Linked DNA regions of Homo sapiens: region 2 is linked to region 1. The links are chromatin loops, found by intact Hi-C in ENCODE. Cell type or tissue: MCF 10A. All regions are shown on one strand. Links, peaks and the distances in the headings refer to the core of each region. The heading gives the core; the rest is flanking DNA.

What was found. Peaks named below come from ENCODE experiments on the same cell type or tissue, not always from the same donor. Only the 100,000 strongest peaks of a DNase experiment are listed, where the experiment ranks them.
Region 2: it touches region 1 in a loop (8-fold over the local background); 5 of 110 quality-filtered maps call a loop at or near these places.

Annotation. Positions count from the first base shown.
Region 1 is chr12:29,511,631-29,527,898 of GRCh38, reverse strand. TMTC1 (transmembrane O-mannosyltransferase targeting cadherins 1) reads left to right here. Exons shown (of 18, transcript NM_001193451.2): 12 at 7,179-7,281; 13 at 9,292-9,427; 14 at 10,328-10,472; 15 at 11,413-11,550; 16 at 13,295-13,417; 17 at 15,779-15,856. It overlaps LOC105369714 (a long non-coding RNA gene), which reads right to left and starts at 8,168. Exons shown (of 6, transcript XR_007063258.1): 1 at 8,079-8,168; 2 at 6,836-6,966. In MCF 10A, for the core only: a CTCF peak has its summit at 8,105 (motif pointing left); a DNase peak (open chromatin) is centred at 8,108.
Region 2 is chr12:30,124,985-30,141,252 of GRCh38, reverse strand. No RefSeq gene overlaps it. Among named protein-coding and RNA genes, the nearest start is that of LINC02386, 160 kb to the left of the region's middle. In MCF 10A, for the core only: a CTCF peak has its summit at 6,807; a DNase peak (open chromatin) is centred at 6,812.

The sequences.
Region 1 (16,268 bases), core at 4,795-12,794:
TCTTTAGATCTCACTATTTCTTTGGATTTTGAAAATATCATTTCTAGTGGAAAATCAGCTCAGCTAATGGATGCAAAAATAAAAGAGAAGATTTAGATGAAAAAGATAATCTCTTTGCCTATTTTGGAGGAGCAAGAAAGTGGGAAAAAAAGTAATATTAGATCCAGTAAAGCAGTAATTGCTCTTAAAAACTGTGGTTAATAGTGGTGTAATTGACTTCAGAAGCTGAGACTGTGAGGACATCAATTGTGTTCCTTTCAGGAAAAACACCTTCTAACTTAACTAGCTTGGTTATAAAGATGTTTTTCAGATCTCACGTAGCCACAGATAGTTTTCAAGCACATCTGTGTTACACAGCCACTGAAGTAAATAGTGACCAATGCCCTTGGGCATTTGGATCATGACAGGTGTACAGTATCTATCCCCAGGTGTGGATGCCACTCTTGGCTGCCCCCCACATACCTTGTGCTTCTCCTCCCACAGCTACATTATTGCCTCCTTCTTGTCTGAATTCCACTCAGTGGTGAAGGTAGGGATTGTGTCTCTCACTCACTGTTCTGTTTCACTGTATACATGCATGGCACATGCATGGTGTTAAGTTTAACTTGACACAGCTTCTGTCTCATGTTGTCTTTCTCAGATCTTTTGATTGAAAAACAGAGCCTCTTCTCCCTCAAGGAATAAATGCTTTTTAAAACCTTTTAATTACCATTTTGGCTAAATGAATTACTATTATTCTACAGTGACCTGTGATCATATTTTAATTAAATGTTTTAAACCTTTGACATATTTGACAGGCTTCTTTCCTTAAATCAAATTTCAAGTTGGAAATGAAGTCTTTTTGACCTCAACTAACTTGAGACACTCTGCAGAGGCCTTCTGCAGCATCCAAAAGAGAGTTTATAGACTTATTTGACATGTTAAACTATGAGAAGCATTGTCAAATAAGTAATGTTTAGCCTTGAGTTATGTTTTTATGAATACATTATTAATATATGTTCCAAAATTATGAGATTCCTAAAATTCTGATATGTCTTGGTATGTTATCCATCATAATTATGGTTATTATATTAAATTATTATAGGCCACAGGAGAAAAAAAACAACTTTTTTGTCAATTACATCTTTAACCATGACCATAGTTAACTTTTCCATAGTTAATTGCTTAATTATGATACATTTTCTAAAAGCTCTTGATAAAGAAGTAAAATCCTAGAATGGCGTATCTTCAAGGAGGTTCACAGAAAGGATGAAAAGAACCCTGACAAGCACTCTTGAAAACAGGTTTCTGATAACTTAAAGATCACATTATTTGGATTAAGAATTCCCAAAACTCTAATGAAGAGACTGACTGGGTTATAAAACTTCTAACCCAAGCAAGACAAGAATTAATTGAATACCAAGAAAACACTTTGCCAGATTTTCATGCTAAATCAGCTCTCACTAAAATGTTTTAAGTATACAATTTAAATAAACTTCTATGGTCCAATTCAAATTACCTATGATGGCCCACCTAATAAACAGTGCTATACATCTGAATTGAAAAACAAAATTGGTTTTTGAGAGGATCTAAATTCAGTATTAAGCATATACTCATGGAGAGCCTAAATGGCCACCTGGTCCTTCCAAAGTCCTTCAAGCTTTCATTGTTAAAAGTTCTGTATGCCATCACTCATCATAGGAGGGATAAACTGATCCAGGTTACATTTTTAAAGTATTTATTGGTATGGTGACTATTCTAAATTGCTAAAATGGTTGACTAATATTTGGGTGGTCAAACTCATAATCCTGGGAAGACAATCAAAACTTCAGGTACATTTCTGCTACCTGATGGGCCATTTAAACATTTATAGAGAAATTTCATTCAACTGTCATTTTTAATGCGTATTTTCTGGTTATATGAAAGCTTTCTCATACAAAAATCTGATGGCTGTAATAGTAGCTAAAACATTATTAGAAAGTGTGTTTCCCTCATGGGACATTCCTAGAAAAATCTCTAGCAATAAAAGGCACTTGATTCACTGGACAAGTTGTAAAACAAATAAGGTATTTCAGATACAATAGCATTAGGCAAAGGTAACTGATTCAACTAGATTGTCTTATTCAAAAGTATTACAGTGGATACAGTGGATAATCAGATCCACTTCCAGGGGAAAACGTAAGTTGGCCTTTCTAAAATAGTCGGTAGAGGGCCCATATCCCTAATAACAAAACCTCATTTACTTTCTGGTCTGAAACTCTGATATGACTAAATGCTACAAGGCTTTAATACATCATGCCAAAGTATACTTTCGCTAGATTTAAAAAAAAAAAAAGGCTTTTCATGATCAGTGACTGTGGACAATCAAACCCTTCATGGTCTAAAACCCAGAGACTGGATATTCTGAAAATGATATCAGAAAAAGACTGCCCTTTGCTGAGCACAGTGGCTCACACCTGCAATCCCAGTATTTTGGGAAGCCAAGGCGGGTGGATCACCTGAGGTCAGGAGTTCGAGACCAGCCTGGCCAACATGGTGAAACCCTGTCTCTACTAAAAATACAAAAATTAGCCACTGGGTGTGGTGATGGGTGCCTGTAATCCCAGCTAATTGGGAGGCTGAGGCAGGAGAATCGCCTGAACCCAGGAGACGGAGGTTGCGGTGAGCTGAGATCCTGCCATTGCACTCCAGCCTGGGTGACAGAGCAAAACTCCATCTCAAAAAAAAAAAAAAAAAAAAAAAAAAAAAAAAAAAAAAAAAAGACTGCCCTTGCCACCCACACTACAGCAAAACTTTGGGACCTCAAAGCTTAGGTTCATAATCTCACAACTGAAAAGGGCCCTCCAGACTCTTTGACCTATACACCCATTTGAAACCTTAAGATAAAGCTAATCAGGAAAGTTTCTCCCCAAAACAAATGGCATCCTAGACATGGACAGCTTTCCCAAGATCACAGATCAAGACTTTTCTGCTATCATCAGACTCTTACCTCTCTTAATTTTTTCCTTGCTTATGCCTCTATAAACAATAAAACTAAAAAGGGAGATTTGTGTACATCATGAGGTATAACTTTATTTGTAGAGGACTTTGCAGCCAGCATTATACATTGACAGTCTTATGCCTGGGTAGAAAAGATTCAGGACCAATGTGAGCAAAAACATTTAATGGCATCTTTATTCTTCCATAATCAGTCAGAACCAGAACATTGGTTCATTCCTTTTAACCTACATCATAGGTTTAAAACAACACTGCCAGGGGCCTTCACTCTTCTAGTGAAGTTTAAACATGGAGTTTCTTTACACTCTTCTAGACATAATTCTTAGGCCCCTTTTCCCATAATTTAAAGGAGATAATGATTACAATTCATCCCTCATAATAGGCTCCATAACAGATTGTACTACAAAGACTGATTACACAAAAGTCATCTTTAAATTCTCTTGCTAAGGTTGTGCTGGATAATAAAATTACTCTAGATTGTCTACTGGATAAACAGAAAAAAATCTGTACCATTACTGACTCTATTTGTTACATGTAAATAAATGCATTGACTATTACAGAGATTTGGTTGTAGGGTATTAATAAACAGACTGCTTGATTAAAACAAGTAGACTCCTTTTCTGGCTCATTCTTTGATCTATTTCATTTTAGTTGGTTTGGTTCATGGAGATGCTGACTAAGGAGCATACTCCAAACTCTTGATTTGATCTTCTTGATCATTATAATTGTCTCTCTGGCACACTATGTTCCCTCAAAAGTTTTCAATGGTTACATACAGCCATTTGTAAAATGTCAAATGGTCTCTCTTTAATTGAGATGACAAAAACTCAAAAAAGAGTGTTCTCATAAAGACATCATAACCAATAAATGATGTACTGAGACCAAAACCCTAAAATAATGGTAACTGAGAATGGCGTTAAAAGCCTAATGGTCACACTCACCTAAGTAAAATCATAACCAAAAGGAAGAAACTGTTAAACAAAATTAGGAGATGCCATTATTTTGGACTGAGTTCATACAATAGGCCCCAGCAGACCAGACCAAACCAAAATAGAGTCACTCATGCTAAGTGTGACATAATCAAATTAAAATTTTTTAAAAAAATCCTAAACAGGTAAGTCCTAAAATAGACGCGAATTTTCTTTCTGCCCTCCAAAAAACAAGAGATTCCAACACAGAGAGGTCCCCTGTACTCTCTTTCAAAAAAATAACCTAAAAAAACCATCTTACAAAGCTCACTGTTCTGCTATTTCCCAGTAAAACTTAAGACCAAATAAGTGCCTTTACGATAGTGGTAGAGTGAAATCAATGCCTACAGTTTTGGTTCACCTCTCAATTTTGAGGGGAGCATTGTTAAATGTAGCCTAAAACTGCCTCCTTACATATTTTAAGCTTGCCCTAAAAGTTTCTCTGTACCTAGTAAACTGTAACCTAACTGGATGCATAAACAGACCACCTTGTGCCTATTTCTCTCCTACCAATCAGCCAATCAAGACAGCCAGCTGTTCAAACTATGTTCAAGTGAGACAAACACTGAGCTGTAACCAATTCAGCCATTTCTGTACCTCACTTCTGTTTTCTGTAAGTCGCTTTCCTTTTTCTGTCTGTAAATCCTCCCTGACCACATGGCAGTGGCAAAGTCTCCTTGAACCTGTTCTGGTTCAGGGGGTTGCCCAATCTGTGAACTCTTTCTTGCTCAAATAAACTTTGTTACATTTAATTTGTCTAAAGTTTTTCTTTTAACAATGGTGTTCGTGAAATATTTGTCAAGGAAAGGGAGGGAGGGACAGGTTGGATGGATGAACAGATGGACAAATACCCAAAAGTGTAACTGTTTATGCCAGTCATGTTTGTTTATTTCCAAAAATACTGCTTTTATTCAGGGCTCCCCAATTCCCCATTGGCCCACTGAAAACCTAGCTTCTATTCTCTGTCCCCATGTAGCTATGAGATTTTGGATAAGTAAGGATAAAGACCAGCATGATAAACCAACGTGCTGACCATGTGCTGAGCATTGTTCTAAGTGTTTCAAATGTTTTAATAGATTTAATCCTCAAAACAACCCTATAAGATAAGTATGATTGTTGTCCCTGATTTACAGTTGGGGCACATGGTGGGTAAGAAAGGTCACACAGACAGTAGATGGTGGGGCTTGGATTTGAATCCACGCAGTCAAATCTTGGGAGCCTCGTTCTTAACCACTATGTCATACTTCTATAGCCATTGCAGTAAATGCATGTGGAATGAATGGATACATGAATATACACCCTATGGTACTCTCTAGATGTTAATTTTCTCAGGTTGTTATATAATTTCTGTTCTGCCTGTCTTCATTACACACACACACACACACACACACACACACACATTGTCAGTCCTTCAATGGACGAGAGCTTCAGAAAGCTTCTCTTCAATAGATTGAAAGGAAATATTTTGAGACTTTAATTCATCTTTAAATTTTTTGAATTTGATAATTTGTTGAGTTTGGCAATTAAAAAACATATATTTAGAGACATGGATCCTTATTTTTGCTGGAGTGTGGATGAAGTTTGACAAACCACACCTTGTTCCCTAATGTTACTTAAATGTAGGAACTCAAATAGATGGCATTGGTCATTCTACAGAGTGTAAAGTATATGTCCCTTTCTGGGTCAAATCAGATTTGGGCTTCTTGGCTTATTGTTCAGCCCTCAATGTAAATATCTAAACACATAATCACAAGCTTAAGGTGCCACGTCTCAGGAAATTGTTGCTCTACATTCCTTTGTCATGTGTCTGGTTGAATGCTTGGTAGGAGTAACTTGAGATAAGGTTTTGGAAAATGTCCATACTCAGGGCATATATGTATTTTTTAAAGCTGGCATGTGCTTTGTGCCAAATCATCTTATTTTACATGACCATCGCAGCTGTACTAGGAAAAGATGACATTTTGTTAACTTGTGGGTAAATAAGTCTTAGTATCTGGGAACCTTTGATTAATTAATTTCACCTTCTGTATAGTAAAAGTAAGTGTGACATAACAGTCTCTAATGGTTGTGAAAAATATGCCTAAAAGGGCCAAGTGCAGTGGTTCATGCCTGTAATCCCAGCACTTTGGTAGGCCAAGACGGGCGGATCACTTGAGGCCAGGAGTTTGAGACCAGCCTGGCCAACATGGGGAAACCCCATCTCTACTAAAAATACAAAAATTAGCTGGGCATGGTGGCACATGCCTGTAATCCCAGCTACTCAGGGAGCTGAGGTGGGAGGATCACTGGAGCCCAGGAGGCAGGAGTTGCAGTGAGCCGAGATCGCCCCATTGCACTCCAGCCAAGGCGACAAAGTGAGACTCTCTGTCTCAAAAAAAAAAAAAAAAAGAAAGAAAGAAAAAGAAAAATGTACCTAAAAAGTAACTCAGAATTACTAAAGTTTGCTAAAGTGAATCTTTAGACAAAGAGAACACAAGGGCAATTAGAATTGGAGCCCTAGAATGAGAGATGTGGTGATCGACCTGAACCTTGCCACACAGGTTGGAGGTACACCCTTGAGGGGACATATAAACCTGTTGGAGGGAGCAGCTCAGAGGTGGAAAGCATGGACTGAGTATGGGAAGTAGCCACCAGTCTGGTGGGCTGTAGACATACTTCAAGTAATGAAAGGATAGGGCAGAGCCCTCCCCAACATCTGCATCTGCCTCCCCTCTCTACTTCCCTCAAAAACTTCCCAAAACAAGCAGTACAGTATATAGATAAAAAGAGAGTCATCTATCCAAATGCAGCTAGAAAACAAATTCCCCAGACTGCCCTGCCTCCCAACCACATTGCCACCTCTGAAAACATTCCACCATTTTTGCATCCCCCGTTTTCGTATGGAGAGTCACCGGGGTGAAGGGCATCCTATTCGAACAACTATTTTCAGTCCTTTTTCCCCGGTAGGCGTGCATGTTGTACAGGTCCATATCCTTCCAAAGGTCCCATTTGAGAAAACATCATCTTTTTCGCCCTAAGGGAACTAAATACAGATATGAATTTTGGGTATTTTGTACACAGTTAATATTGCCTTTAATTCAAACAAAGTTCATAGTGCCTTATCTCAGTAGCCTGTTGTATATTAGGTGCTTAGTAAGATTTATTTTTTTTTTGCTTTTCCTGCTCCTAATATTCAGTTATTGTTGGTTTTAGAAAGCTTTCTCACTTATTTTGTTTGTTTCTTTCTTTTTAAAGGAGCGGTTTAAAGAAGCTGAAGAAATATACCAAACTGGAATAAAGAACTGTCCAGACAGCTCAGATTTACACAACAACTATGGGGTTTTCTTAGTTGATACTGGTAAGTGAAATTAAAGAGAAACTGTACTGCTGAGATTAGCTAATACAATTTATCAAGCAAAATGGAAGGCAAATAATCCTCAGAAGTAAAATTCACTGGGCTTGGCAGGAAGCTCACACTATTGACAGTCATTATACCTCGGGGCTGTCATTTCTCTAGATCTTCAAGCTCGATTCAGTAAAATCTGGCCATTCTCATACTCATTTCTCTATGGAAAACTCCCCAGGGGACAGGAAGTAGCCTTATGATTTAATAAGTCCCAATCTTCTTTGAATATTATTTATATATATTTATAAATCCATGATGATGAAATGTTTCTCTACAATGATGCAAAACCTGCCTCTGAAAGCAGTTACTGGCAGATGGTAAATACTTTTCTATAACATATTTTTTAAAAGCCTCCAGAATTGTTCCATCATTCCTTCCTTGATGTACATTAGAAACTGCATTATTAAAATTGATACAATGCTCTTATATGACAGGTGCTATATAAAATACACTTACTTTATCTTACTTAATGCAAAACATTACTGGGCATGAATTCTCTTTTCTTTATGACTTATGTAGTGCCTCTGTACTGTTGGCATGCAATGTAAGTAATGAAATTATATTTAAATGTAAGGCCAAAGCACCACTTTGTTCTTGTTGATTACTAGACTAGCTGCCCTGCAGCAAAATTTAGTTTAATTAGTTTTTCAATATGAAATGCTTAAAGGGGTTTTATTTTCAAGGATATTTGGAGCTCTCTTGTTTTACAGAATATAAAATTTACATTCTGATACATCTAAGAAACTTACCTTATTTTTGCCTGTGTAAAATTGTTGTGTAGTGCCACCTGCTGGTTCATTGGCCACATAATAATAAACTGTCTTAAAAATATAAAAACTAGAAGAAACCTCTAGTTGGGCAGGTCTAACCCTCCTCCTTTTACTTCAACAACAGTCCCACCCCACCACACCCCTAAAAATGATAACTCTGTGACCACCCTATGACATTGAGCCTCTGCCTCCAGAGACAGAGGCTCCTAGGGACCTCCTAGTCAAACTTGTATTCAAACAGATACGCTTGAAAAGATTTCTGTGTAGATAATAGACATTCCATTCTATTTAGAATTTCACAGTGTTCTAAAGTGTAGTTACTGAATATAGTTTCACCAGGAAGCTACTTTGAAGAAACCTATCAGAGTAGAGGGCCTTCATTCTGCTTCTGGCCTTACTCTCACTTGCCTTGGGATCTTTATCAAGTCTGTTGAATATCTTTGCACTTTAGTGTCTATATCTGTAAAGTGGAAAATTTTTGTGTGTGGTTTTTTAAATATCTCTTAAATCCTGATAAACAGCTAAACAGTATCAAAAGGCAGCTAAATTGTATAAAAAAATACCTGCAAAAACCATACAAATGTAAGTATTTAAAAATATATAATGCATTGGACAAGTGCATGGTGGCATTATTATGTTGTAAGTCTTATTAATTAAGTGCCATTCAAATGAAAGTGCATGATTTTAAAAGAGATTTTCACTATAGAGCTGATATGTGTTATTTAAAGTAATGCTTCAATTGCTATGTTGAAGTATAGTTCATTGAGACAGACCCTTAGAAATTGCTTCTGGACAGTTTTATTTCTACAGTAGCCTGTTCTATTTTTTATATAATGAGAGCCAGTTATATCTTGGATAAATAACAATCACTAATAATCTGAAGGCATCCTATTAGCAAGAGCGATGACCAGAAAAATTTCGACTAAAATAATATATATAATTAAAACAATAGGTTTTAGTTTTTACTGCTTTTTTGTTAATTTTTTTGGAAGTATGAATGAACAGTGAAATTGTTCAAAGTTAGGCAATGGCCAGGATGAGAAGCTGAAATGCAAGCTAATTTGCATATTGAATAATTTTGGTATAACTCTGTAATAATGAGAAAGAATTATAAGTCAGAAGAGAAAGTGAAATGTTCATGTCTTTTATAAAAAGGCATGTTCTGCTCTTACCAACCTGTCACTGGTTACAGGCTTACCAGAAAAGGCAGTGGCCCATTACCAGCAGGCCATCAAACTTAGCCCCAGTCATCACGTGGCCATGGTGAACTTGGGAAGACTCTACAGGTCACTGGGAGAGAACAGCATGGCTGAAGAATGGTACAAGCGGTAAAGTTCCCTTTCTTTTCTTTATAAGTTGCCCAGGAACCTCAGCAATCACTCATCAGCTTCTTAGTTAATCAGAATAGGTGTGCTCTCAGAATACTAGCAAATTTTGCCAATTCAGGTGATACAAATTTTTATCTCCAAAGAAAGCAACCACAATATAAATGGGATCATAATTCATGACTTTGGCTTGCTGGTTAGACTATAGTGCTGAACCAAGGTTGAAATTTAATTCCCACTTTAGTCAGTTTGTTGTTTTCTGAAGCCATGGATTGCAACCCCAATCATAAACAGCAATTTAAAAAATGAGGATACATGAAAAACTATGCACACATGAGAACAAATTCATCATAATTAATGAGAAAGACCCTTGGGGCTCAGTTTCCATATTGATAGGTCAATAAGACATTCTTACGTTCCAACTATGGCATCATGATCATTTTGTAAAAACCTTGTTCTTGGCCAGGTGCGGTGGCTCATGCCTGTAATCCCAGCACTTTGGGAGGCCAAGATGGTCGAATCACCTGAGGTCAGATGTTCAAGACCAACTTGGCCAACATGGTGAAACCTCGTCTCTACTAAAAGTACAAAAATTAGCCGGGCATGATGGCGGGCACCTGTAATCCCTGCTACTCAGGAGGCTGAGGCAGGAGAATCACTTGAACCTGGGAGGTGGAGGTTGCATGAGCCAAGATTGTGCCACTGCACTCCAGCCTGGGTGACAGAGTGAGACTCTGTCTCAAAAAAAAAGAAAAAGCCAAAAACCTTGTTATTGATATAAAAACAAAGACCGTATTGGAGCAGAGGTTCAAACCATGGACCGTCTTCCCTAAATCTAAGCCTAGACATTTGGAAATGTACCTATTAGAAGAGAAATGTCATTTAGATTTTCTCCAAACTCAGCGCCCTGCAGGTGGCACACAAAGCTGAGATATTGTCACCTTTGGGAGCACTGTATTACAACACTGGCCGATACGAAGAGGCTTTGCAGATTTACCAGGAAGCTGCAGCACTTCAGCCTTCTCAGAGGGAGCTCCGCTTGGCACTGGTGAGTAGGATGAAAGAAAATGAAGCTGGCAACCTAAGCACAGGCAGCCATAGAGAGAGCTGTAGTCCTCACGCCTCAAAACTGGAGCTGGAATGCCGTAATATATCCACTGTATGAATATTCATACAGCTAATGTTAGAGCCATTCTCTAAAGACATGGACACCAAAAATACTGCATTTTTGTTTTGAAATAACTTCAAACTTATGAAAGTGTTGCAAGAATAGTAAAAAATTTACATATACCCTTTCATCCAGCTCCAATGATTTGTAACATTTTGATTCATTTATCACTCCATTGTGTATGCATATGTAGATGTATATGTACCTACATGTATATGTGTGCATATTTAGATATGTATGTTTGTATATACCTATTATTAGTGTGTGTTATTTTTTTCCTGAACCATGTGGGAATTAGTTGTATATATCATTCCCCTTTATCTCTAAATACCTTTGCAAATAGTTTCTAAGAAGGACATTCTCTAACATAACCACAGTGTATTTATTAGACTCAGGAAAATTAACATTCATACCAACAAAATTTTTATTTCAGTGTTTGGAACTTCACTCATCCTTTTCCTTAGATGTGCAATAAATCAAATTTGTTATCTTGCTGTAAACACACTGTTCTGATGAAATCAGAGGAAATTCTTTCTCTTCTGACTTATTTGGTCAACCTTTTTTAAAAGCCACAAGCCATTTCACTGGATATATTTAGTGTTTCTGCCACTCACTCACAAATGCATGCACAAAACTAAATAAAGAAACAAACAGCAAAAAGTCAAAACCTGAAAACTGGTGATTCAGCCTTCTCTATGAGTCACTAAATTGATGCTGAGCATGTTTGTCAGGAGTGCGTTCTGAATGCTTCTATTCAGGGATGCTTTATTTGATAAGGTAATGAAGTCTCTGCTAAGCCAAGGTCCATGTGGTTTTGTAGGCTCAGGTTTTGGCCGTGATGGGTCAGACAAAAGAAGCTGAAAAGATGACCAATCACATTGTGTCAGAGGAGACCGGATGCCTTGAATGCTATCGCCTCTTGTCAGCCATCTATAGCAAGCAGGAGAACCACGACAAGGTAAAGAAGGACATTGTTTAGAGTTCTTTGGATTCATAGGTTAAACATGGGGTGCACCTAAGTGATTCTCCAGTTTGCGTGTTTATAAGCCTGGGAAATCTTAAATCTTATCCGTCAGCATATCCTATCTCTTGGAAACTTTTCACAGATATCCCCTTAACACCTAAGATGTCCCCTTGTAATAATATTTTTCTTGGCTTATCTTTGGTGTAAAGCTTTTATGTGGTATTGTCTTAGTTTGTTTTCAGCTAAGTCTATAAAGATCAAGACCAACATTTATATGCTTTATTATTTTGTATTTTCCTTCTTATATATTGTTTTATGTAATCCTCATAACAACCATGCTTTACAGGGTTGTTATGAGGATTACATAAAACAATATAGAAGAGGAATATATAGGAAGATTACATGAAACAATATATAAGAAGGAAACACAGGGTGACCCAATGTCACAACTGTTATTATCTCCATTTTAAAAGTCACATAATCAGTAAATTTATAAACTGACTCAATGAAGTAATTGTTGAAGGCCCACTATGTCCTGGCCACTGTAGTAGGCATCAGAAATAAAGTGGTATGAAAAAAAAAAAAAAAAGTCACTGCCCTTGTCTTCATGGAGCTAACCCATAGAGAAGGAGATTAAACAGGTACTCACAAAACAAATGTAGAGTGATAGCTGTGCCCAGGAATATCATGAAGCGCTACCTCTCCCAAAGAGCATATAATCAGGGGACCCGATGAGTCTGGGAGGCCAGGTCTCCCTGTAAAGTGATGTGGAGGTGAGGGCTGGATGAAGAATAAGAGTTGTTAGGCAGAGGAAGAAGCAAGGAGGATTCTGGGCAGGGAAACGCACATGCAAAGCCCTGTGGCAGCAGTGAGGGGCCTCTCTGAGGAATGGGAGTGAGGGAGCAGGAGCACCGTAGGAACGCAAGCACAGGCTGCTGGGAGGAGACTCCTTGGGGCCAGGCCAAGGGTTTTGTTCCTTACCATGGGAGAAGCTTTGGGTTTTTGTGGAGAGGAGGAACATGATCAGATATTTGCTTTGAAGGGATCTTTGGCTGCAGTGGGGTCAGTGGGTGCTGGGGGCAGAATGGTCACTAGGACCTGAGAGGGGCTGGTGGGGTGGTCCAGATGAACACATGGTCAGGGAAAACGTCTGATGCCAAATCTTGTTTTCTTTCAACTGTATCACACCACCTCCCTGTAAAGTAATCAAGGATATTTTATTGCCACTCATCGATACGTGGGAAAACTGGAGTGTAAGAAAGTTATTTTGTCAGGGCCACTAATTCCCAGTGAGAAAATCAAAGATAATGAAGAATGTATATATATTTGAGACAAGGTCTTCCTCTGTTGCCCAGGCTGGAGTGCAGTGGCATGATCTCACCTCACTACAAGGTCCACCTCCCAGGGCTCAAGAGATCCTCCCATCTCAGCCCCCCCAGTAGCCGGGATTACAGGTGTGCACCACCACACCTGGCTAATTTTTGTATTTTTTTGTAGAGACAGGGTTTCACCATGTTGCCCAGACTGATCTCGAGCTACTGGGCAATCTGCCCACTTCAACCTCCCAAAGTACTAGGATTACAGCCATTAGCCACTACGCCTGACCAAGAATTGTACTTTGATTGTCACATACCATACCTGCTGACACATAGGAACAAAAAGTATAAATTTGATCAGTTAAATAAGTTTTTCTTTACCTAATCTGCATTTATTCTGTCTTAATTTCCAACCTCTGCAGGCACTTGATGCTATAGACAAGGCTCTCCAGCTGAAACCAAAGGACCCAAAAGTCATTTCTGAACTTTTTTTCACAAAAGGAAACCAATTAAGAGAGCAGAACCTTCTCGACAAAGCTTTTGAGGTATAAACTCATCATAAAATTATATCATCAAATTCACAGATTAAAATTAATTGTCTTTTGATCTTTAAGGAAACATGTACAGTAAGATCTAAGATCACTGGCATGTATGTTTATGGAGTGAGTGAGTTTTTTTTAACTAATTGACGAAGTTTTGTTTATTTTTTATCATTGAGCATCTGGCCCTTGACTGAATCAGAGTTGCGCATTTATTTTTCTGAATAATCATGTTTAATTTGATGTTGACAGCATTCCACATTTTGGCCTCAAACTAGCTTCTCTCTGTCTGTGTCTCTGCCTGCAAGACCTTCTATTCCAGCTGGACTAGTACCTGAAAAGCCTTGGACATTCCCACATGTCCTTGAAATGCCCTCTCTTGACTTGGAGGATGAGATTTCCACTCATCCACCAAGATACAGTCTTTGTCCTCCTGCCTTAGGAAGCCCTCCCTAACCGTCCTTATTCCCTGTGACCTTACTTCTTCTGAACTCTTAAAAAGCATGGACTGTCTCATGAAGGTACCAGTCGTTTGAAAGTGTCACATATTACATTGTATTATTAGGTCCGTCCCCTAACCCCCGTATGTGTGTGTGTGTGTCTCTGTGTGTGCAGGCACGCACAAATCCTTGCATAGTTTATCTCCCCAGTTAGATTGGACTTTCCTTGTAGAGAGGGACTGCATCCTTCTCTGTTCTAAAACAATGTTTTGCATCTTACAAGGTGTTCAGTATCTATGGTTTTGGAATAAAACTTATTCACAGGTTGAACTCAAGAAGACATAAGTAGAAATAGAAATGTTACAATGTTACATACTTTCTCCTTATATCTGGTAAAGCCACAAATTATTGAAGTCATAAAATTATACTAAATATATTATAGGAAAAGTAAAATCTCAAATGATACAATTGTGTTGGGAAATAAGTGAGTGGATTTTTAAATATTATTGGAAAACACATGGAAAGATATTTGGGAAAGCTCATTTGAATGTGAATCCTTTAATCAAAAACAGAAATTGTGGCATTTTTCTCAGAATTTGTAGGATTTTCTCTGCCTTTTCAACATTTTCAATATCGTCATTCTTAAGTTATTTATAACGAATGTGAACATTATTAATAACTTAATTGTGAATATGTATGTGTGTGTGTGTATATATATATATATATGGCCATTGATTCATAATAACAGCTGAAATGTATTATCACTCTGTGCATGATTCATATGTATTATGTAACTTAATCTTCACAAGAATCCTATAAGAAAGGCATGGTCATTATCATCATTTTATAGTTTTGTAAACTCAGGCTTAAAGGTCATATCTTGCTCAAAGTCACAGAAGTGGGTAAGAGACGGTGTCAGGGTTTGAATCCAGGTCTCCTACACTACATTCCCATCTTCACTGATATAAATTAATCCAAGAGACACACCCTTTTGGTTTATTTTAGCAGCTTTTTGAAGGTATAGTTTCATAACATTTCTTTCTTTCCCCTAAAACTGAAGTAGAGGAGAATGGACCAGATTTTATTTGATGGACCTGTTTGGTCATATTCTTGCTAATGAAAATAGCAAGGAACATTAAAATATGTGCACAAATACTTAGCTTTGTAATTAAAGGCAATACCCTTAACCTGTGGCTTTATTTCAGGTGACCACTTGAGACTCAGTGGTGAGCACACCTTTGATACAAAACATGCATAATGTTAAAAATATACCACACATCACTGATACTACATTTAATAGGATACATGTTATTCAGACCAAAGAAAGTGCTTGAGGGATAAGTAACTCTCTTTAAACATTTGAAGACTTTTCATGTGGCAGGGGAAAAAAGACTGTCTAATGAATAAAACTATCCCCTAGTAAAGTAGATGTTCTTAAAGAGGCGGTGATCCACTTTAAGAATTTCAGCATAGGCTGAACGACTAGGTCAGTTATATTGTAAAAGGGGATACTGCATTAGGGTTAAACTGTTCAGAAGACTACTCCAAAATTCTGTTATTATAAAAAGAATTTTCTTACCAATTCCATTTGCAGTGAAAAAAGGCCAGAAAGTACAATTTTCTTGCAGGTCAAGGCCAGTTAAAAATGATGTGATATAATAGAAATCACCTGAATTCCCTGCAGGCATCCTCAGTCTCTCTAAGTCCAAAGGTCAGCTCTGCAGGGAAATTATACATTTCAGTTTCCTCCACTTTAGAATCATCAACTTTGAAAAATAATAGAAATAAGCAGGGTCTCCTGTGAACTAGTAGCGGCTGGTTTCATTGTATTACTACTTTAAATTTTCACACGTGAAGAAAGTGGTTTCTGCAATCCTGGAGTTTGGAGGTTTGTTTCCTAACCTGAGGATATTTCTTATTTATTTAGAGCTATAGAGTGGCTGTGCAACTAAACCCAGACCAAGCACAGGCCTGGATGAACATGGGTGGCATCCAACACATCAAGGTAGGAGAATAATTCACTCCCATGTGGACCGGGCTTTCCCCCTGTGTTTTCTCTCTCTGTCTTCTTTCTTAAAGGATTGAGGAACTATTGTTAATTTCCTTTTTGAAATCATTTGAATATCAAAAGTATGGCAGTTTAAAAGTGAAATAGCTCAGTTTATGTTCATTTTGCATTATCTAGATACTGAATATCCTGAAGCTATTTTAAAAATAAATCTGTATAAATTAGATTTTATGATTTTTCTAACCATGAAGAAAATCATATGTACCTAATGGAAGTATCCCACAGCAGGTAAAATCTGTTTATGGGAACTAAATCGTTGTTCAAGCTCAGTAGCTCAGTATAGCTTAATTTCTTCCCAGTTTAACTCACTGTCAAGATTAAAGTGTTACTTAGAATATTACTTCCTATT
Region 2 (16,268 bases), core at 3,437-11,436, 610 kb before region 1:
TCCCTTCATTTTAAAGTATCTTGATACAAATTTAAGCCTACTTAATAAGTAAATGTTCTTAGAACTCAATGTCATAAAGGTAGATCAAATTTCTAATTTTGGAAGTTTTATCTCTTCCCCCCACAGTTCTATCTGTGTTTCTTGGCATTTCCTCTCATTCAGTTTGATTCAAAATTTCCTTGTTTAAAGACATCCAGGGACACATGTTTGTATGAAAATTTTTCTTTTCTTGGGAGGTAAAAATATTTGTCTTTAGTTGTAGAGCTTCTGATGGCTACGTCAAGACCATTATCACTTAACTTGGGGAAGCAGAAAGGTGGTGGTGGTGATGGGTACCAAGGGTGCAGTCACTTTGTCACAGCATTTGAGTAGTGGCACAAACCAAACCAATCAACAAAACTATTGTTGTATCACCTATTGTTTGTGTATTTGAACTCTGTAATAAGATGTGTATACATTTAGAATTATCGTTTCTTCTGGATGAATTAACTCCTGTGTCATGAAATGCCTCTCTTTATCAACAGTAGTGTTCCTTATTCAGAACATTAAGGAATATTCTGCTATTAATATTGCCACTCCAGCTTTCTTTTGATTGGTATTTGCATGGTATATATTTTCCATTCTTTTAATTTATCTATGTCTTTATATTAAAGTGGGTTTTCTTTAGACGGCACGTAATTGGGTCTTGCTTTTTCTCATCCAATCTGACAATCTTTGCCTTTTAATTGAGGTGCTTATACTATTAATTTCTTTGTTGATATGTTTATATTTAATTTTACCATCCTACTAGTTGTCTTCTATTTGCCCTATTTGTTCTCTGTTCATTTGTTTCCCTTTTATTGTCTTCTTTTGAATTCTTTATGATTCTATTTCACCTCTCCTATTGGCTTATGTATTTGTCTGCTTTGTGTTGCTTTGAAGAAATACTGGAGGCTGGATAATTTACAAAGAAAAGAGATTTATTGGGTTTACAGTTCTGCAAGCTGTACAAGCATGGCACCAGCATCTGCTTGGCTTCTGGTGAGGCCTCAGGAAGCTTTTACTCATGGAATAAGGTGAAAGGGGAGCAGATATGTCCCATGATGAGAGAGGAAGCAAGAGGGATGCCAGGATCTTTTAAACAACCAGCTCTTGCATGAACTAATAGAGCAATAACTCACTCATTACTATGGGGATGGCACCAAGCCTTTCAAGAGGGATTCGCTCCATGACCCAGACATCTCCCACCAGGCCCCAGCTCCAACACTGGGGATCACATTTTGACATGTGCTTTGGAGGGGACAAATATCCAAACTATATCAGTTTGTTAGTTAGTCTCCTTTTTAACTATTGCATTACATATCTTTATCTTACCACAGTCCAGATTCAATAATATGGCCTTCCCCGTATTGTGTAAGCATCTTACTATCATTTATTTCCATTTCCTCTGTCTTGTCCTTTGTCCTACTGTTCCCATATATTTTACAAAAGATACTGTGCCTATTTTGACTTCAGACAATCATCTTTTAAAGATATTAAAATTAGGAAAAATGTCTTTTATATTTACCCACATTTTTTATTTTCCTGTACCCTTTCTTTCTTTGTGTAAATAGAAATTTCTATCTTATACCACATTCATTCTGCCTAAAGAACCTCCTTTAGCATTGCTTGTCATGCTGGACTACTGGCAAATAATTACTCTCAGATTTTGTTTGTCTGAAAAAAAAAATTCATTTCACCCTCATTTTAGAAAGGTATTTTCACTAGAAACAGAATTCTGGCTTGACAGATTTTTTCCCTTCAATTCTTTCATGATGTTATTCCATTGTCTATTGCTTACATGATTTCTGATAAAAAAAATTGTGCTAATTCCTATCTTTGTGCCTCTGCTGGAAATGTTTCTTTTTTTCTCTGGTTACCTTCAAGATTTTCCCTTTATGTATGGTTTTAGCAGTTTGACTGTGATGTGCTTGGCTTGGTATTTATACTGCTTAGATTCTCTGAACTTCTTGGATCTATGGTTTGTTTTCTTTCATTAATTTTGAAGCTTACCTCTTCAGATACTCTTTCTGTCCTGTCCTCCCCTTTCTATATTTTGTCTGGTACTCCAAGTATATGTATGCAAGACCATTTGATGGCCCCACATCTTTGGGATAATCTGTTCTTTTTTCCTTACTATTTTTCTTTGTGGTTGAGTTTGGATAATTTCTATCAGCCTATCTTCAAGTTCACTGATTCTTTTCTCTATTGTGTCCAGTCTGCTGATAAGCCTGGAAAGAATTCTCCATTATGTATACACTGGATTTTCTATTTGAATCTTTTTTAGCGATTTCATCTCTGATGAAATTTCCCATTTATTAATACATGTTGTCCACCTTTTACACTAAACCATTTAACACATAAGTTATAGTTCTTTTAAAGTTGCTGACTGATAGTTTCAACATCTCAGTCATTTCTGGGTTAATGACAGCTGAAAAGAGCACACTGCTTCTTCTGGCAGGCCCTCAGTTGTTATCAGTGGTTGAGCTGGGTTTGTTGTTGATGCTGCTGTAGTTACTCTCAGTGCACCAGTCTTCAAATTCCTCAGCGGTGGCTGCTGCTGCTTCTTTGTGCTTAGAGTGAGGCCTGTATGACTGCAGGGCTCTTTTCAGTGTTTCTGTTCTGCTCTCAGCTTTCTGCAGGCCCTGCATGCCTGAGCTGCATGTTTTTTTTTTTTTTTTTTTTCCCACGGTCTTGTTCCATCCCAAGCAGTGGATTGCTGTTGCATGTTATTTGGTGGAGATTCAAGGTTCTCTTGGTTCTCTCTATTTAGCCTCAGTCTTAGGAAGGCCTTGCTCGCATGCTTTTAGGAGGTGTACTTTCTTAGTGCTTCAGACTTCTGACCTCACTACACACCCTCCTCATCCTCTACAGCCGTAGTCTGCTCTCTATGAATGAGGGGTCTTGGAAGGAGCTCTTGAGTGAGGGCAAGTGTCCGACCACTCTCCCAGTGGTGGCAGGCCTCTCTTTTTATTAATATTGGCTTGGGACGCTGGGTTCAAGCAGCTTTCCCATCCCTCACTCAGCTGCAGGTGGCTTTTGCTGCTAGCCCTCCCTCCACCCCAGTGTACCTTTGTTAGAGACCAGGGGCAGGAGAGTTTCCTACTCTATACCCACTGTCTTCCTGATTTTACTTCATGTAAGATGGGGTTTAGTGTCCATGTCCCATTGAGAGAGGGCTATTCCAGGCACCATCTCTGCCCCATCTTGTGAGCATGTGATAGAGACTTCTGGAAAAAACTTGATGAATGAACAGGCGCTTTAATTCTGGGTCTCCCAGAGATTACCAACTGACAGACTAGTCCACAATCAGCATATGAAAATTTGTTACAATTTCATCTATTTTTTTCTTTCTTTTATAATAGTGGTCTCTTCCTCCATTACTGTGCCATAGGCAAATATGTATGTCCATTTATTCTCAGAAAAGCTGTCACTCTTTGGATGTCAGTATAACCTGATTATTTTAAAAATCATGTATTCCGCCAGGTAGAGTGGCTCACACCTGTAATCTCAACACTTTGGGAGGCTGAGGTGGGAGGATCACTTGAGGCCAAGAGTTCAAGACCAGCCTGAACAATGTAGCAAGACCCGTATCTACAAAAAAAATTTTTAAAAATTAGGTGGGCACCCTTGCCTGTATTTCTAGCTACTTGAGAGGGAGGCTGAGGCCAGAGGATTGCGTGAGCCTAGGAGTTCAAGGCTACAGCAGCTATGATCCTGCCACTGCACTCCAGTCTGGGCAACAGAGCAAGACCTTGTCTTGAAAAATGTATGTGTGTATATACATATATATAATTTTTCAGAACACCTTTCATAATATATCTTATCATTTTCATTCAATAATTCAGATCTTTCTATAGGCTTTTCCAGTCTTTATCCAGTGTACAAAATTTTTATATTATTTATAATTTAATTATTTTAAATAAAATGAGCTGCCTATAGACTTTGTTAGCACTTAGTACCTTGAGGCGGAGACATGTTTAGTGTATGTGAAGGCGCTGGGGAGGGGTTTGGGTGATTACTGATGCCCAGGAAAATGTTCTTAAGTAGGGAAGGAAATATTTAACTAGGATCATGCCCAGATGACCTTATTGTATCATAGGAGAAACAAAAATGAAGAAAGCCATTAGGAAATTTATAAAACCTGTATTATATTGGTATTGCTAGCTTTCTTAGTTATGAGATAACTTCCTTTGACGATTATCATCAGGGGAAAGGGTTTAGTCTTAAAGAGCCCTGCTTCCAGTGCTTTTTGGGTTGGTTGATTTACCCAAGCTGGACTCTCAAATTCCTTTATAGTGAAATCCAGAGAATGCAGGAATGTTGTCATTCTTTCTAATTGAGTCCCCAGAATATGTAGCAAAACAGGAATTATGTTGAAGTGTTCATCTGAAAGCTTATTGGAAACAGCATTGGTACTGGAACTGAACTCAACACTAAAATGCTTCGTCTCAATAAAATAACTTTTGGCATCCATTAGAAATTAGCACTAAAAGCTTTCCAAGTAAATCACATGCTAAGGAGACAACATTTCTTTAATTTATGGGTAGCATTTGGTAATGGTTCTAGCTATTGCTATCCTTGGTTCATTTTGCTTAATGTTGACTGGATATTGAAGCTTGGCAATTTTCAACACCCATATGATTTTCAGACAAAGGAAGATAAATTCATTCTGTTCTCAGTTGAAAATGATTAAAGTTAGGCATCCACTTTCTAATATATGTTCAGGAGCATATATTTAAAGAGATACTACTGGAATGTAGGCATTTCTGGTTGACATGCAATTTCATCAGTGTCAGAATAGCTTCTTTGTGGAGTAACCTACGCTTCAAGCTTTTCCATCAGCTAAATGCTTACTATTTGGAATTCTTAATCTTTGATTAAAAGCTGTGATTTTAAGATCATCAAAAATCTTTCTACCTTTTTGCAAAATACAACTTAGAGATTTGTATTTTATAATTTGTTCAGCTTCTGTCTGTGTGTGTCTGTCTGTCTGTCTCTTTCTCCTCTCCTTATTTCTTCTTTCTAATGTAGTATGCTGAAAAGTTGTGACTGTAATGAAAATAATCTCAGTTTATCTTTATATTGTAAAAACTCAGGAGATATAGTGATAGTTTTCTCATGCTAATGTAATTCTAGATCAGGCAGCAAATGCCTATAGTACCAAATTACTTTGTTAAAAAACTCTACAGTTTTTGTTTTCTTAAAAATTATGTATCACATTCTTTGACCATTGACTGATATTATATTTGTAGAGGGCTTGTGACAGAATGCCAAAAATAACACATGCTTGAAGCAATTTTAAAAATCACAAAGAGGGCCATTCTTTTTCAGCAGACAGAAAATGAGATTGTGGATATAAAAGCGAATTAAAATATAAAAATTAGTTTGTAATCCAGTAACAAGAATTGTGATTAACTATCATAATTATCAACCTATAACCATGACGGTGGCCACCATAACTACCCTGGACTGGGTACTTACTAAAGGTCAGAAGCTATGCTGATTGTTTAACATATGCAATCGATCGTTAAACAACACAGGGATTAGGGGAGATGATCCCCACCCCCTGCATGGTTGGAAATCCATGTATAACTTTTGACTTTCCAAAAACTTAGCTACTAATAGCCTACTAATGGCCAGAAGCCATACTGAACACATATTTTGTATATGTATTATTAATACATACAGTATTCTTTTTTTTTTTCTCACTCTGTCACCCATGCTTGAGTGTAGTGGCACAATCTCGGCTCACTGCAACCTCTGCCTCCCAGGTTCAAGCGATTCTCCTGCCTCAACCTCCCGAGTAACTGGGACTACAGGCGTGTGCCACCACACCTGGCTAATTTTTTGTATTTTTAGTAGAGACAGGGTTTCACCGTGTTAACCAGGATGGTCTCGATCTCCTGACCTCGTGATCCACCAGCCTCGGCCTCCCAAACTGTATTCTTACATTAAAATAAGCTAGAGAAAAGAAAATGCTATTAAGAAAATCATAAGGAAGAGAAAATATATTTACTATGCATTAAGTGTAAATGGATCATCATAAAGGTCTTCATTCTCATCATCTTCATGCTGAGTAGGCTGTGGAGGAGAAGGGATAGGAGGGATTGGTCTTGCTGTGTCCGGGTAGCAGAGGTAAAAGAAAATTTACCTAGAAGTGGACCCACGCAGTTCAAATCCAAGTCATCCAACAGTCAACTGTATTTAAATTTTTTTTTCTTTTTTTTTTTTTTAACAAAAGCCTATGAAGTAGGCGGTATTCAGTGTTTGAGAGCATGGACTCATTCACGCCTGAATGCCTGGGTTTTTATTCTGCACCACCATTTACCAGAAACATGATCTAGGGAGAATCATTTAAACTTTTTGTGTGTCAAGTTCCTCACGTGTGCAATGCCAAAAATTTTAGTACCTACACCTTAGGGTTGTTGTGAGGAATAAATGAAGTAGTATGTAAAAAGGATTGGCCGGCCACTGGCGGTGGCTCACGCCTGAAATCCCAGCACTTTGGGAGGCCGAGGCGGGCGGATCACAAGGTCAAGAGATCAAGACCATCTTGGCCAACATGGTGAAACTCTACTAAAAATACAAAAATTAGCTGGGCTTGGTGGCGCGCACCTGTTGCAAAGCTTATAGCTTGCAGAGAACGCCAAGAATGAGTTCTCAGACAATTCCAGCTGAGTGGGGAGGGGACAGCTCTTCTGAGAGAGTGCCACCACAGAATCCATCCTTCTGTCAAGTATTTATTGAAAGAACTTGTTAAACTACAAACATCCGCTAGATGGCTTTTTGAGGTCAGGTCCTGAGACACCTATGGCCTCGTAAAAGCGCTCAAACCTCATTCTCAGGAGGCTGTTTTCAGCGTTCCTTATCACACACTCCACTCTTGTCCTGTTTTCAGGGTCAAGGAGTTACATTCTCATGCACAAATAACATACACACAGTGCCTCAGTATTTTTCCATGCCCCGAACTCAAATGTCATGTACATAAGCTTGAATATGTTGCCATGTGCCCCTGACACCTGTAGTCCAGCTACTCTGGAGGCTGAGGCAGGAGAATCGCTTGAATCTGGGAAGAGGAGGTTGCATTGAGCCGAGATCGTGCACCTGCACTCCAGCCTGGTGACAGAGCAAGACTCCGTCCAAAAAAAAAAAAAAAAAAAAAGAATTAAAACAAACAACCTGGTACATAAAATCAGCTTATAAGCGGTAGTGCTAGGATTTCCCCATGTTTGTTTTGTGTCAAATCAACGTTGAAGAATCGTTGTTAAGAACCATTTTGTTTCTACAATGTTTCCTCTTTCTCTACTTATTGAATTAAGTAGGGAAAATAATATAATCTTGGTTTGACATGTTTATGATATAAGATATTTTACTCTTTCTATGAGCTTTTACCTTTGAAAGGGAAAACACAGAGTATAAAGAAATAGATAATGAAAAGAAAAGTATTCTGGGGTAATGTTATAAAGTCCAGTGTTTAGAATGTGCATGGGAAGCTTATGCTAATGCTAACTCCTCACAGAAGGTTGTAATTATTCAACAGATGAGAATTGATTGAAAATACCTGCTTGTGTTTATTCTTTATTTTTCTATGACTAACAGCTTGAAAAAAATACCCTGTTTGACATCTCTAAAGTCTCTGCTGAATAAAACAGCATTAGTTAAATAAACAAATCACTAAGTTGAAATGCAAGAAATCAACAAAGACATAGTTTACCCATTTTTAGGTAGATGAACCTTATTTTGACATAGGAAGATATTTTTATAGCTAGAATTTACAAATACTAATACTGTTTACATTATGCAAGTCATAGTTATCTTTATTTATATATAATCTATAAAATGCACATTTATTTTGAAATCATTCTAAGCAGGTGTCTGCATGGGGAGACCCACATTAAATATTTGCCCTTAAAAATTTAACCTCCAAAGTACTGGTAAAATATTTAAAGAGAACATAAATCTGGATTTCTAGGAGATGGAGGCAATTAATTTATCACAATTTGAAAAAGAAGCAAAACAAATCAAAAACAACCATTTAGAGTTGGGTGAGTGGAAGGATAATGTCAGTATTAGGTTAGGATCAGGCATCTTTCTGAACCTAATGAATAATCAATGCATTTTAGTTATTGATCATAGAGCTTTATGTAACTGAGTTACATTCTTTATCATAGATTTTTTATGTAACTGAGTTAATTCTTTATCATAGATCTTTATTTTTTGCTTTGCATTTACCTTTAAGTAATTTTTATTTGTGACTGTGAAAGAAATTGTGATGTGATCTGCATGAGGAACAAGTATGAAGAATGTATATATTTTTGGCTTAAAATGTTTTTTAAAAATACTTTTAGGTTCAGGGGGTGCATATTCAGGTTTGTTATATATGTAGATTGTGTGTCATGTGGATTTGGTGTACAGATCATTTAATCACCCAGGCAATAAGGATAGTACCTGATAGGAGTTTTTGATCCTTATCCTCCTCTTACCCTCCACCCTCGAGTAGACCCTGGTAACAGTTGTTCCCTTCTTAGTGTCCATATCTACTCAGTGTTTAGCTCCCACTTGTAAGTGAGAATATGTGGTGTTTGGTTTTCTGTTCCTGCATTATTTTGCTTGGAGTAATGGCCTCAAGCTTCAACCATTTTGCTACAAACAAAGTGAATGATTTCATTCTTTTTTATGGCTGCATAGTATTCCGTGGTGTATACATATCACATTTTCTTTATCCAGTCTACCATTGATGAACACTTGAGCTGATTCTGTCTTTGCTATTGTGAATAGTGCTGCAATGAACATATGCATTCATTTGTCTTTATGGTGGAACGATTTATACTCCTTTGGGTATATATCCAATAATGGGATTGATGGGTCAAATGGTAATTCTGTTAAACTCTTTGAGAAATTGCCAAACTGCTTTCCACAATGGCTGAACTAATTTACATTCCTGCCAGCAGTATACAAGTGTTCCCTTTTGACCACAATCTTGCCAGCATCTATTATTTTTTGACTTTTTAATAATGGCCATTTTGATTGGTGTAAGATGGTATCTCATTGTGGTTTTCATTTGCATTTCTTTAATCATGAGTGATGTTAAGCATTTTTCCATATGCTCGTTGACCTCCTGTATGTCTTCTTTCGAAAAGTGTCCATTCATGTCTTTTATCCACTTTTTAATGGGGTTGTGGTTTTTTTGCTGATAATTTGTGTAAGTTCTTTATAGATGCTGGATATTAGACCTTTGTCAGATGCATAGTTTGCAAATATTTTCTCCCATTCTCTAGGATGTTTACTTTGCTGATAGTTTATATTTCTGTGCAGAAGCTCTTTAGTTTAATTAGGTCCCATTTGTCAATTTTGATTTTTGTTACAATTGCTTTTGGCATCTTCATCATGAAGTCTTTGCCAGGTCCTATGTCCAGAATGGTATTTCCTAGGTTATCTTCCAGGGTTTTTATAGTTTGGGTTTTAGATTTGTCTTTAATCCACTTTGAGTCAATTTTTGTCTATGGTGTAAGGAAGGGGTCTAGTTTCAAACTTCTGCATACAGTTAGCCAGATATCCCAGTACCATTTATTGAATAGGGAGTGCTTTTGCCATTGCCTGTTTTTTATTGTCAATTTTATCTAAGATCAGATGGTTATAGGTGTGCAGAATTACTTCTGGGCTCTGTATTCTGCTTCACTGGTCTATGTGTCTGTTTTTGTTCCAGTACCCTGCTGTTTCAGTTACTGTAGCCACACGTATTCAATGTAGTATAGTTTGAAGTCAGTAACGTGATACCTCTAGCTTTGTTCTTTTTGCTTAGGATTGCCTTGGCTATATCAGACATTTTTTATTTCTATATGAATTTTAAAATCATTTTTTCTAAGTCTGTGAAGAGTGTCATTAGTAGTTTCATAGGATTTAATTTGATAACTGTAATTTTGTTTTTATGCAAAATCTTATCCCCAATGCAGCTTATTTCACTCCAATAATGCTTCATTAAACCACTCTAATTTGTAATTCTAAATGATGGAGAAACACTTAGAAAGGCTGAGATTGAGAGGCCCTCTGATCCTTTAATCAGAAGGTACTGGTGTTATCATGGTTGAAAACAAAGAGAATAGAATGTCTTTAAGATCTGAACTCTTATCATTGACACTCATTGCTACTTTTTCAAAAACTGCAGGTTGTAGAACCACTCTGGTTTTACTCATCTGAAAGCTAATATCGCAGCACAGATGTTTCCCTGGTTGTGGTTCAGTCAAAAGTATAAGAAAGCACATTAGGTGGAAGAGAAAAAAAAATGGCTTGTTTGCTAGGAAACCTGAGCTCTATTATGATATAGGATGATTATGAACTCTAAAGTGGTGGCAGTTGGAGGAGGTAATGTTTTTGCATACCTTCCAAGTTCCTTCTATATCCAGATTCTATGAAACTGCACTGCCATTTTTCTTCTTTTAAAAATTGTTATTCGTTCAATGGCAGGTAAAAAGTTTGAAGATCTGCTGGGTATTGGGAGCTGAGAGGGACTCCTCCTGCTGACCTAATACATTAAAAGGCACTCATTGATTCATTTAGTTATCAGACATATATTTATCACTTTCTGCTTATAATGTCTTAGTAATCATTTGCTTGTTAGAAAATAAAATGCTTTCAAAACTGTTTAAGCAAAAATGAAGACTTTATTGGAAGGAAACAGGAGAATCTCATAGAAACCAAGGGTGGGTATATAATCTTAGTTTCTGAACACAGCAAATAGTAATGTCAAACTGATTTGTTTTTCACCTTTTGATGGACTGTGGCTTCTCTTTGCTTTTAGTCCATGTTGTCTTTCTTTCCTCCCCTCTTCAAAGACTGGCTTTCCCTAAATTGGTAAGTGTAAAGTCACCTCCATCCCAGCTTTTCAAGGCCTCTCAGATTGAGTCTCTAAAAAAGATGAAATAGAATTTCTGTGTCCTGATTCCAGGTTCTCAGAGAAGAGACTGATTGGTCCAGCGTGAGTCAGGTATTGTTCACACCCTAGTTGGAAAGCCATCTAAATAAAAAGTGCAATAATGGAAGTATGCACAAAGTGCTATGGAACCACAGGACAGAGCATCTTACCCAACTTGAGAAGTTTAGCTGGAGCTGACTCTTAAAAGATAGTGAACTGAAGAAAGGTGGGAAAGTCTCTAGGCAGAAAGCATAGCACAAACAACATGAGGAGTATGCAACTGCAAAATGTGTGAACGTAACAACAAAGAGTTCAGGATAGGAGTGGTGGGCAGAATGAGGAACTCTGTCATAGACAATGTTGAGTGTGATCCCAAGGGGCCGCCTGTCCCTGGCAACAAGTGCAGTGGCATGGTCATCTTTGATTTAGATACCTATGTAGCAAAAAGTGATCATAAATCCCAAGAAACATATTGTTTAAATGTGAAAATTAAAAATATTCAAGCCACTTAATGGTAACTTTTTTGAGAATGACAGAGCAATAGTTCCCATATTTTTACCATAATCGAATGCCACATATTTGTGAAAGCTCAATATTGATTATCACCTAAAATTTTCCTTATACTTGTTCATAGCCTGAGAGAATTTTAATATTTAAAAAATGGTGTCAAGAGCTTTCAGGGTGCAATTGCTTTTCTATTCCACAAAATGAAGATACTATGCCATTACTCATACCTGTTAATTGAATTATGCATCTAAACAATTAATTTTCTTCCAAAGAACACACCAATTCATAAACACCTTCATATTTATTCAATATGATAAGTATATAATTTGGTTTTTAGCTTCTAATTAATATCATCATTTCTAAACACTTCTAGTTGGGTAAAATGAGAGCTGTCTACTGGCCAGTAAGATATGAGACATTGGTCAGAAGAGGAGAAATACATCCCCACAAAATTGGTAATTGGGAATAAAATGAATGCATTGGCACCAATGTCTTGTTTTCTTCTAATTACAAAGGCATTAAACATTCATAACTTCATTTTCAAAGCCTGATATACCTGGTTTTGATAATTTTAATAGTGAAATAGCAGCTAGTTAATGCTGATAAAGGCATATCTGAATTTCCTTGAAGAAGGAGGAAGAGAGTAGAGAATGTATTTCGTTAGTGGCTCTGTCAGTGAAAATTAAAATAAAAGCCATTTATTAAGCCCACTTCTGTCTGGATTATCCTTGTGTACCTGACTCAACTAATTACATGGTTTGGCTTGGAATTTAACTCATTCTTGTTGCATCCAGGCAGTTGATAAACCTTATACTAGAGCAGATGATTATTTATTTACTTGGCAATGAAAATGAACAGATGCAAGACAAAGGTATTTTTCTGGCTTGTTCCTTGAGAAGTTCTACTTATATGTTGACTGTGTTTTCAAAAGTGATATAGCAAGTGCAGCTCAACATCAGTTTGCAGCTATTAACTGTAGGTAATTCACTTTGATCAAGATGATGTGACAAAACCTGTGGTATCAAAGCTGTTAAAATTAGGACTTAAACAGTAAGAAATAATGTTTAGTTTTCACATAAGAAAATTTACATAATGATTTGAAGAGGTGCCCTTGCATATTTTGTTTTTTCTGAAAAGTGGTCCTGGAATTTCCTCTCATTTATTTTTAATTATGATGGACTAGCATAGCCTAGTGATTAGGCAGGTAGCCTCTGGAGTCAGAAGTGCTGGGTTCAGGCTGGGCGTGGTGGCTCACGCCTGTAATCACAGCACTTTGGGAGGCCGATGTGGGTAGATCATGAGGTCAAGAGATTGAGATTATCCTGGCCAACATGGTGAAACCCTGTCTCTACTAAAAATACAAAAATTAGCTGGGCATGGTGGTGGGCGCCTGTAGTCTCAGGTACTTGGGAGGCTGAGGCAGGAGAATCACTTGAACCCAGGAGGTGGAGGTTGCAGTGAGCCGAGATTGTGCCACTGCACTCCAGCCTGGCGATAGAGTGAGATTCCATCTCAAAAAAAAAAAAAAAAAAAGTACTGGGTTCAAGTCTCAGCTTTCTCCGTTATTAGTAGTGTAAACTTAGGTTATTTCTTCCTCCAAAAATGGGAATACTGGAGTACATCCTCCTTAGGCAGATGTTAGGTTTAAATGGAATAAAATATAGAAATAGTTAGCAAAAGGCCCAGCACAGCTTAAAGCATTCAATACACATTTATTGATGTTGTTGTTATTATTATTGTACAATAATCCTCATGAAGTTGACTAATTTTTTCTGGAATAGGGAATGGGAGAGAGTAAAGTATCAGATAAGCTTCCTGCCGAATACATCTAAGATGTTATTACTTAATTTCTTGAGAGTTTTGGATGAATGCTTTGTTAGCTCTTTGCTGTTGAGAAGGAAGAGGAACTCTATGGATTGTCTACTTTAAACTAGGAAATTTATGCATTTCAGTATCACTATGCCCCTACAAAGCAGGCCTTTTTTGCCACATTTAAACATGTGAAGGGCAAAGCTCAGAGAGATTGTGTAATTTGCACAGTCGTTGCATGGATGGAAAGTGGAAGATCCAGGATTTGAACCTAAACCTTGGTTTGAACCCAGATCCTAATTCCACTCTGTAGGCGGCCCAAGTCCTAGAGACAGAACCCCCTCATGATCTCCTCAGACAGCTGAAGGTGCTCAACAGACATGAAGAGCATTGTTCTAATCTGTTTTTTTCTGCCTATCCTGTGGGTTCTGAGTGGCTTTAGCCTACATATTACACCCGTTAGGCACTGATAATATGCTCTGCTCTTATCCAAGTCATCATTATGTGGCGATAAGTGAAATTTCCCTGTCCAGGGCCTTGGGCTCAGCACCTTTCAGAAGAGCCTTATTCACCTGGAAGTAAAATGTGTATGTGTCACACTCCATTTCTAAGCAGCCCTCAAATACATCTTTGAAGGACTATAGAATGATGGCCAGCTTGCTGATGAAATAAAAACCTGGGTCCTGATTATATATATGATGCGTTTTTTTTGTTGGATTGTTTTGTTTCCCAGTGAAATAAATTTATGTGTAACGTTTTTGGAGGATTAATTTTTTTTGCAAGGTCATGATTACTTTAGGGCTTTTGGCCATTCACTTTTTAAAGTGAATGCATGCCTGTGCAAGCATTCACTATGGGCATGTGTAAGTGACGTTTCACTGCAATTGGTCATGGTTGTGCACTCATGTGTCATAAGTTTAAAAAAAAGTGAGGCAGTTAATTTAAGGAAGAGGAAAAGACAAATGTAGTCTTCCATATCTCCTATTTGAAATAAAATGTCCTGTAACCTAATTTTTATGTTTCCATAAAACATTTCCTTTTAGCTTTTTACCTAGAACATATGATTCCTTATTGAAATATATTTTTAATAATTTTTAATAATTATTTCACAGGCTGCTTTTCCTATTTTTTTCTGAAGAGTTAAAAAACTGAAGAAAAGTATACAGAAAAATAAAACAAACACTCACATTCTTACTACCCCAAAAGAATAACTTTGAACATTTATAATTCTTCTTCCCAAGTCCCTCCAGGAAATGAAACACGGCAGGTACATCTAATGTCTCCATTAACTACATTTTTACAAATCATATTTCTTTCCCTTTTCAGGGATAAGAACTTTGACGAGTTTGGCATGTAGACTCCCACTGATATGTTATTTTTTTGCGAACTTGTCTATTTTTCCTAAATTACCCAGGAAACTGCTTCAATCTCTGGTTAGTCAAAACAAACAATTTCCTCAAAATAATGTATTGGAAGTAGAAGAAAATACACTATAGGACTCCCCGGATTTTACCCTTTCTTGGTCCCCTAATTATTTAAGGTATCACATGACCTAGTTTCTCCGAATATCAATTTTTATTTACTCATCTATGCTGTAATAACCCTGAATTCCTAATGATTGACTCAGAGTAGGAAGTTGTTTCTCAGATTACAAGAGTCTCAATAATCCTTAAACTTGTCCCTAAATTTCTAGCCCCTTTCAGCATCTTCATGCAAAGATATCATGGAAGCAATTCCTAGACTTGATATTATCAGAGTCCCTAACACTTGATCAGCAGATATCCTTCACTCATCCCTGGGTCATCATGTCCCTGGAACTGCAAATGAGAAACATTGCCTAGGGGCACCATATTCCCCCATCTGAAGAGAATGACAGGACCAGTCTAGTAGGCACCTAATTTCCATTTGCCTCCATTGCTCTCAGAAGCCCAAGCCTTCCAGATTTTGTGTCAACATTCAAATTCTCATCTCATCCTTATCCTGGACATCCCTCAACCAGACTGACCTTGCTGACATATCTCAACAACTGGATATGGACTAGCCATCCTATATTTGCACCTCATTCTCTCTCCTCTACATTCCTTCAAAAAGAAAATCACCATACAATACCTCTTTCTGTTGCTGTTGTTAGCTACCCACTCCTCTAGTCATTGTGACAGACTGGTTAAGGGTGTATGTTCTGTATTAGACAGCCTGGGTTTCAACCCCAACAGTGCTACTTGTTAGCTGTATGATTTGGGGCATGCCTCAGTTTCCTTATCTGTAAAATTAAGGTTTTGTGAGGAGAAATGATACTGCATGAATGGTTTTTGTTTTGTTATTTGTTTTTTGAGACAGAGTCTCGCTCTGTCACCAAGGCTGGAGTGCAGTGGCGTGATCTCCACTCACTGCAACCTCCACCTCCCAGATTTAAGCAATGCTTATACCTCAGCCTCCTGAGTAGCTGGGTTTGCAAGTGTGAGCCACCACACCTGGCTAATTTTTGTATTTTTAGTAGAGACAGGGTTTTGCCATGTTGCCCAGGCTGGTCTTGAACTTCTGGCTTCAAGTGATCCACCTGCCTCAGCCTCCCAAAATGCTGGGATTATAGGCGTGAGCCACCACGCCTGGCCCATCAGTGGTTTTTAAAAGAAGGTCTGGCATCTAGTACATATCTAATAAATATTAAACGTTATTTTCAAAATAATTGTCATTATTTCCTTATAATGGTGGAGACATCTCCATCGATGTCTATAGTGCATCTAAAATCTCAGCTTTAAGCAAACTAATGTCTAGTCACTGCCTCCTTTCCTTCTAGCTTGTCTCCTCTGATACTTCCTTCCAGCATTCTTCCATTCCAACAAGGACTCTAAGCCTCGAGTCCTCCTACCTTTCACTTTCAGTTGCCTTCCATATTTTCATTATCTTTCTTACCCACGTTCAAGCTTATGGTCTATCTTTATAATCCCTCTCTTGCAATAATGTCAACTCTCTTCTTCCTCTGTTCCTTCTTTATACTCATCTGGTAAAACTACCACTC